2 separate regions of the Homo sapiens genome follow, and region 1 is linked to region 2. A link is a loop called in an ENCODE intact Hi-C map of the cell type or tissue named here. Cell type or tissue: ascending aorta. All regions are shown on one strand.

Region 1 (4,000 bases), 50 kb before region 2:
AAAGATTTTCAAAATCCTGAAAACTGTCTTTCAACTGGAATACTGTCCTGAGGAGCAGAAATATGCAGGTATACATATCCTGAAATTTGATGAATTACTGAGGAAAAACTGTGGGATGAGAGAAGAATGCAGAGGTGATAATAAGGGAAGCATAAGAGGAAAAATTCTTATTAGCTCCTTGTCTTTTACAATTCTCTGTTTGAGGCCGGGTGCGGTGGCTCATGCCTGTAATCCCAGCACTTTGGGAGGCCGAGGCGGGTGGATCACAAGGTCAGGAGATCGAGACCATCCTGGCTAACACAGTGAAACCCCGTCTCTACTAAAAATACAAGAAATTAGCCGGGCGTGGTGGCGGGTGCCTGTAGTCCCAGCTACTCGGGAGGCTGAAGCAGGAGAATGGCGTGAACCCGGGAGGCGGAGCTTGCAGTGAGCCCAGATCGCGCCACTGCACTCCAGCCTGGGCGACAGTGCAAGACTCCGTCTCAAAAAAAAAAAAAAAAAAAAAAATTCTCTGTTTGGAAGTACTTCATATGTTATAAAGAAGACTCACTTTCTACAAGGCTGGAGAAAATTACTTGGCTAAGTATGAAAAATGCTTTGTTTGAAAGACATAACTTCTCAAACATAATAAACAAAACGTCCATGCCTTGTGCTAATGGAGATGAAAGCTTTTATAATTAAGTGGTAGCCATGAAGAACAATAATAATTTTATATGGTCTACATTAGACCCAGACTTTTCCAAAGAAGAGAGATAACATAAACAAATCATTGCAAATAGATTTTTACTACTGGTTGTAGAATGTGGTCTTGTTTTACTATGGATAAGAATACATACATGGTTTCCTTTGGAAACTAGAGCTAAAGACATTAACATGAGCTGCCTTCCACAACCCAAGGAAAAACAAATCCTCAACTCCTTCCTCATTCACAGTTGATAAGACTCTGCTCTGTTAGATTTCTAGTGGGGAATGTAAGAGAACCCCAATTGAAAGCTCACTAGACTATGCCTACCTTCCCAATGTCTTTAAGAACACTGCTTTCCATTTGTCTGTCAATGAACATTTAGGTTGTTTCCATAGCTTGACAATTATGAATAGTGCTTCAGGGAATACCAGAATGCCAATATCTCTTTGAAAAAATGGACTATTCATTCAACCTTAAAAAAGAAGAAAATTCTGTAATATGTGACAACATGGATGAACCTTGAGGACATTACAGTAAGTGAAATATGCCAGTTACAGACGGGCACATACTGTGTGATTCCATTTATATGAGGTATAGGTAAATTCATAGAATCAAAGAGTGAAATGATGGTTACCCAGGGCTGGGGTGAGGGGAACTGGGGAGTTGCTTGCTAATCAATGGGCATAAAGTTTCAGGTATGTAAGGTGAAAGAGTAGAACTTATTCTACTTATTCTGCTGTGCAACATGGTGCCTATGGTTAACAATACCGTATTGTACACTTCAAAACTTAAGAGGGTAGATCTCATGTTAAGTGTTCTTATCACAATAAAATAAAATTTAAAAAAAAAACAGTGCTTTTTAAACCAGACCTGTCTTTCCTCATTTGTTATACATGGTTGAATTTAAACAAGGTAATGAACAGGTGAGAAAAATAGAGAAGAAAAAATTTAGAGAAGAACTAAAATCAAAATTTTTAAAAAGTTGATGATAATTTTTAAAAAGCGTGGTTCACTACAAAGGTAATTTATACATTTTATGCAAATAAATGTGAAGCTTTTGATTATTCCAATTCGAGTAACAGGAATCTCTATACCATTATTTTATGTCAAAGTTTTGGGAATTAAATAGCAAAGGAAGCACAGATATAGCTGTAGCTAGAAAACATACCATCTTGACAGAACATGAGGAGAGCCTCACACTTTTCCATAAAACTTACTTTTCACATTCTAGTTTCTTAAAGACCTAGAGCTCAATTAGTGCAATTCCTACCAATGCAGAAGGCCCAGTGTCAGTCAGTTCCTCATGCTGGGAAGCTCTTCTCATGGAGTAAATCAGACGTTCTAGCTGGCTTTAGTTTCCAGAGATGTCTGCCTTGTATTTAACCCAAAACTGCCTCTCAGCCTTTTCTGTTCAATAGACAGAGTTCTATGAGAAGCCTACTTCCACTTAAATGGTAACTTTATAGAATCTATTTGAAAAAAAAACCAAAAAACTATTCTACATCACTAGTAAACTTAAGCCAGATTAAAATGTAAACAAATGTAATTTTTTTTTTTAGTTAAAAGTAATCAAAAAAGGAGATCATTGGGTACTTTCCCTTGCTTTCTGATAAAAGTACAGGGCATCATTTTATCCATCTGGAGATCTTTTAGATTTCTAATAATTTCTAGAGTTAGAAATTCAAAAGCATTCCTCTGTAATCAATGCCTAAGGCGGGGGCTCTAGAATAAAGACTGGAAATTGTTAAGTCCACAAGCTGAATTCTGTCCCCCAATAAGATTTATTTGACTCATGTAATGTTTTGGAAAATAAACCAATTTCTTAAACTTTGGTGATTTCAAATTTTTAAAAATCCAGATTCCTGGTTTCTTGAGAGATGGCAATACCAGACTCATGCTTCCCTGGCAAAAATAAGAGGATCTCAGGCTAGGCGTGGTGGCTCACGCCTATAATCCCAGCACTTTGGGAGGCCGAGGTGGGCGGATCACAAGGTCAAGAGATCAGAGATCGAGACCATCCTGGCCAACATGGTGAAACCCCATCTCTACTAAAAATATGAAAAATTAGCTGGGCATGGTGGTACGTGCCTGTAGTCTCAGCTACTCGGGAGGCTGAGGCAGGAGAATCGCTGGAATCCAGGAGGCAGAGGTTGCAGTGAGCCAAGATTGTACCACTGCACTCCAGCCTGGCAACAGAGCGAGACTCCATCTCAAAAAAAAAAAGAGGATCTCCAGTTTGACACAGTCTCCACCACTCCCTATTGTCCCTTTTAGTAAGACTATACATCCCTGCCATTTATCATTGCATTTTCACTGTTGTTTCCCCAAAACCTAACCTACTTTACTTATTTATATTTCTTGCTAGCCTCTGTAAATACCTGAGTTTGAGATTCCTGTGCTAACCCATGATTTCAACCATTTTTAAAGTATGAAGACACAATATAATTATGCTTTTGATACCTGTTAATTGAAAAATGGGAAAAAATTATGCAACTTCAGCACTGTCTTTAAATAAATTTATCTTTTATAAATCACAACTGTATCTACAAATATTTGTATATTTATATGTGAGAGTAATATTTAGTTCATGGATGATACATAAAGCACACATGAATCAGTAAACCTTTGCACTAAGTCTTAGGTTTTCCCAGGGATCCGTAAGCCAAAGGTTGGGAATCACTGGTCTAGTAAAAGGAATTCTGGACTGGGAATTGGGAGACACAAACCTTAGTCCTATCCCCTCATTGAACAGGCTATGATTGGTGATTTGAGGCAAGTCAAATAACCTTTTGTGGCCTCAATTAACCTTGTTGTCCTCATGAGCAGAGCGAATAGACTAGATAATTGTTGAGAACATTTCCATCAATAAAACACAATAATATTATGCCTTATGACTCCTTTTACCTACCATAAAAACCCAGACATCCACAAAACTCCCAAAAAGTATACTTTGATGGATTAAAGGAAAGAATTGTCATGGAAAACCTGAAAACACAATGAAAACTAACTCTACCATTTCCAGATTTAGACACAATACCATATTGTCTGTCCCAAACCATGTTTGAAAAACTAGTAGTGTATCTGCAAATAAATTCTCCCAAAGAGAAGTTCATATTACAGATACATTTCACTTGAATTCAGATATTTGGGCTACATTTATTAGACATGCAAGTTTATGGAAATCAGCACACAACTACTAAGAGTCAGAGTCAAAACCAGAACCCAGATCCACTTGACTCCGAATCCTGTGCTCAGAGCCTCTACATTCTATTACCACTGTCCCAGGGTTTCAATGCTTAGAGAGCTTAGACTAAT
Region 2 (4,000 bases):
TATATCGGCACTATTCACAATAGGAAAGACTTGGAACCAACCTAAATGTCCAACAACAATAGACCGGATTATGAAAATGTGGCACATATATACCATGGAATACTATGCAGCCATAAAAAATGATGAGTTCATGTCCTTTGTAGGGACATGGATGAAGCTGGAAACCATCATCCTCAGCAAACTATCGCAAGGACAAAAAAACCAAACACCGCATGTTCTCACTCATAGGTGGGAACTGAACAATGAGAACACATGGACACAGGAAGGGGAACATCACACACCAGGGACTGTTGTGGGGTGGGGGAGTGGGGAGGGATAGCATTAGGAGATATACCTAATACTAAATGGCGAGTTAATGGGTGCAGCACACCAACATGGCACATGTATACATATGTAACAGACCTGCACGTTGTGCACATGTACCCTAAAACTTAAAGTATAATAATAATAAAATTAAAAAAAAAAAGAAATGAAAACTAACATTTAACAGGATTAAAATAAGAACATGCCTAAACTTTGGAACCCTTATGAAATCTTCCATCTTTCTTACATTTTGGCTACTAGGATGATGGAAACTACTTAACAGTTATAAAGAAACACCTTTTAGAACAAAGTTGTACTAGCTTTCATTTCTTCATTCAAAAGTGTCCTGAACATATAACAGGCTGCATGTTCTTGGCTTCATATCTGCATAACAATGACACACAGAACAGTTAATCTGAGCAAGCACATACAACAGTTAATCCAAGCAAGGATGATGATGTAGCCAGTTTCATCAGCATTGCCTAATACAACAAATGCCTTTCAGAGACTACAAAATTAGCTAGATAACGTAACCTACTCCTAGAAAAATATCCCATTTAAAAATGTAATTTATGTCACTGACTTTCCGTACTATAACTAGTGGTAAAGGCCATTGTATTGGAGATTGTTTCTTGTGCCCAAATATTCAATTTTCCTTACATCATTTAGTAACATAACCACCCGTTTAGCTTGGCACATGGTTACCTAGGGAAAAAGACCACATTTCCCACCAGTCCTTGCAACTAGATGTGGTCCTGGAAGTGAGATCTTGCCAATGGGAGGGTGGGAGATGTAGTGAAATTACAATTTCTGGGTCATCACCTTAAAGGGAACATACTCTACCCATCTGTTCCTTTCTGTTTCTATCTTTGATCTCTGGAATCAGGAAATAATTTCAAGAGCTAAAACAGCTATTTCGGACCACAAAATGGATATAGTATAGACAGCAGAACAACAGTAACTGGAACCCTCATACCAAGAAATTGCATTGCCAGCTCTAGACCACTGATGGAGATTTTTACATGAGAAAGAATAAAATTTCTATCTTGCTTATATCTACTGTATTTTAGGGTCCATTTATTAGAAAAGCATAAGATATATCCTAGCAAATTTAACTAATATCTACTCTGTTTGTCCAAAGGCCTTTTGAGATGGCTGGTGAACCACTCTTAAGCAAGCTGTTGGCAATAGGGAACTCAACTCATCAATCCCTCACTTACTGTTTACTTCATGTCAAGTATCAATAGTGCTATGCAAAAAGAACTACTCTTGTTTGTTATCATGAGGCTTTGTAGAAGCTTGGAAACTTCTTACTTGCTCTAATATACCCTGCGGGCCCATGAAACAATCTTTCTACCAGCTACAAGAGATTAACTTTCCTGGTGAGCAAGCATTCTCTTTGTAGATGGATTTGTTGTGATGAATTTGATGCATCTCTTTGCTAGAGGGAAAAAGCATTTAGAAAAAAACAAATAAAATATAAAAATACTCTCCCTAAATAGAAGCCAGTGAACATTACCAATAGCTAATTGACTCTCAACATTATAGACTGATAAGAGAGAAAAATATTCTTCACTTAATTCAGGCTACAGGGGCTGACACAGTGGAACCTGCAATCCAAAGAGAAATATAGAGAGTAACAAAATTCTTTTGAAATGATAATCCTTTGTGATATTAAATTTATGATAAGTAAACTGTATAGCAACCATAATCACAAAACACCTTATCTCATGCCCTTAGGTTGTAGTAAACCATGGCAATTTTAATCGAAAATAATACTTGGCACCAGGAAACCAAGAATGGCACCCTTGAAAATGCTGCTCTGAATAGGAAACTAACATTTTAGATATATTACAGAAGTAAGTAACTCTTAGCTGCTTTGAATTATAATAATAATTATAACGCATTTATTTCATTTCAAGTGGCACTCCATTATGCTATATAGTGCTGCTCTTAAAATTCTATTGTAGACTCCAAGCTTCCTGCTTCCTAGTCTCTCATGTTGACTGTTGTTCCCTGGCAGGGTCCTACCAGCAACCAAGAGAAACCTGCAAGTCCCCAAAACAGCAAAAGTATCAAATATAATTTTTTAAAACTCTTTTTATTATCTAAATTAAGCTGGAATTACTCTATTAAGTTACCAAGAGTAATAAAAGGCATACCCATAACATATATATCACTGTTTGAAGATATTTAAATTTAACTGTGATTACAATCTTTAACTAAGGCTCTCAGACTCTCTTAAACCTCTTTCTAAGGTTAATTAGTAGCCAATGAACAATTTTCAAAATAAAAGCATAATATATAAAAGTTAATAAAACTGGCTCCAAGTTAATTAAATTTATTTTCCTTCAGAAATATCCTGCCCTCCTTGAGATGCAACATGGATAACTTTGTGAAAACAGTGAAATGTACAATTCAGCAACTACTAACACAAAAAAATCAAAGGGATATTCTGCTTCGTAAGTAAAAATCTACAGGGTAGGCCTTATTCTACAGTCAGCACTTTTCTAACTTTTGTTCAAGTTGTGATCATGAAAACAGTGCTTAACATTGACTTAGGTCTTGACTGCATGCCAGGTAGTGTCTCACACGCTTCACATGTATGAACTCACTTGATCTTTATGACAGTCCTATAAGATGGTGCTATTATTATCCCAGTTTTAGAGTCTGAGTCTTTCCCACCCTTCAAGATCTGGTTTAAATTTCACTTCCTCACAAATCCTTCCTTAATTATTTCCCAATTCATATTATATTCTACCTCCCCCTTTTCCCACTATATTATGTGTATCTCTTACGGGACTTACCATAGTTCCCCCTAAAGCTCTTTATGAATGCTTCTCTTTCTTGTCATTACATCACAAGTTTCTGGGGAGGCAGACTCTGTCTTACTCACTTTTGTATTCCTACAATGCTTGGCAGAGATTCTTGCACGAAGAACATGTCCAGAAAATGTTTGTTGAACTTACTTATACTAGCATTAATATGGGAAAAAAGGAAGAAAGGAATTTAGCAGCAGCTCTAAAAACAAAGAAAGAGTCATGAATAAAAAGCAACAAGCAGTTATTCTGTTTCTGCAGATGACAGAACAAAAGAGATCCCAGAGATCATGAGATAAAACATTTAAATATTAGGTAAACATTAAACCATAATTATACTGAAAGAAAATACAGGTGAATGGTTACAAAATCTTTAGAGGTAGAAGGCCTAAATAGGACACCAAGAGCAAAATCAAGCAAGAGAAGAATTAAATAAATGTTCAAGGGAGCCAGCTCTGAGTTAGGCTACATGGTTTTGATTCCCAATTTGCTGTTTGTAGAGTCAGTTTATTCAACCGTAAAATGGGGATGATGACAATATCTGACTTACACGGTTGCACAGTGGAATGAAGGAGATAATGACTATCAGGCTCTCAACACAACGCATGACATAATGTCTTCCATAAACATTTCAAAACAAACCAATTAAGGAAAAGATAGAGTTGACTGTAAAAAGAAAAAAGCATTTATGCTATAAAAGTATCAATCAAGTCAATCAGTATCAAATGACAAACAGAAAAAAAAATTACTGTCATAAATACATGAAAAGCTTGTACAAATTAATAAGATTAAAACTCCAGTAGAAAAGAAAGGAAAGCCGAGCTCAGCATTTCACAAAACATTAATATATACAAATGAGAAAAACATGAGAAAACACA

The links. Hi-C counts contacts between places; a loop is a spot of excess contacts. Peaks named below come from ENCODE experiments on the same cell type or tissue, not always from the same donor. Only the 100,000 strongest peaks of a DNase experiment are listed, where the experiment ranks them.
Region 1: a loop joins it to region 2, with 2.1 times the contacts of the local background. A loop is called at or near these places in 1 of 110 quality-filtered maps.

Annotation. Positions count from the first base shown.
Region 1 is chr4:53,132,844-53,136,843 of GRCh38, forward strand. All of the region lies in intron 5 of SCFD2 (sec1 family domain containing 2), which reads right to left. Among named protein-coding and RNA genes, the nearest start is that of SCFD2-AS1, 210 kb to the left of the region's middle. In ascending aorta, no CTCF peak of the experiment used is centred here; no DNase peak of the experiment used is centred here.
Region 2 is chr4:53,183,210-53,187,209 of GRCh38, forward strand. The region is part of intron 4 of SCFD2 (sec1 family domain containing 2); the gene reads right to left. Among named protein-coding and RNA genes, the nearest start is that of SCFD2, 180 kb to the right of the region's middle. In ascending aorta, no CTCF peak of the experiment used is centred here; no DNase peak of the experiment used is centred here; H3K27ac peaks cover 1,698 bases.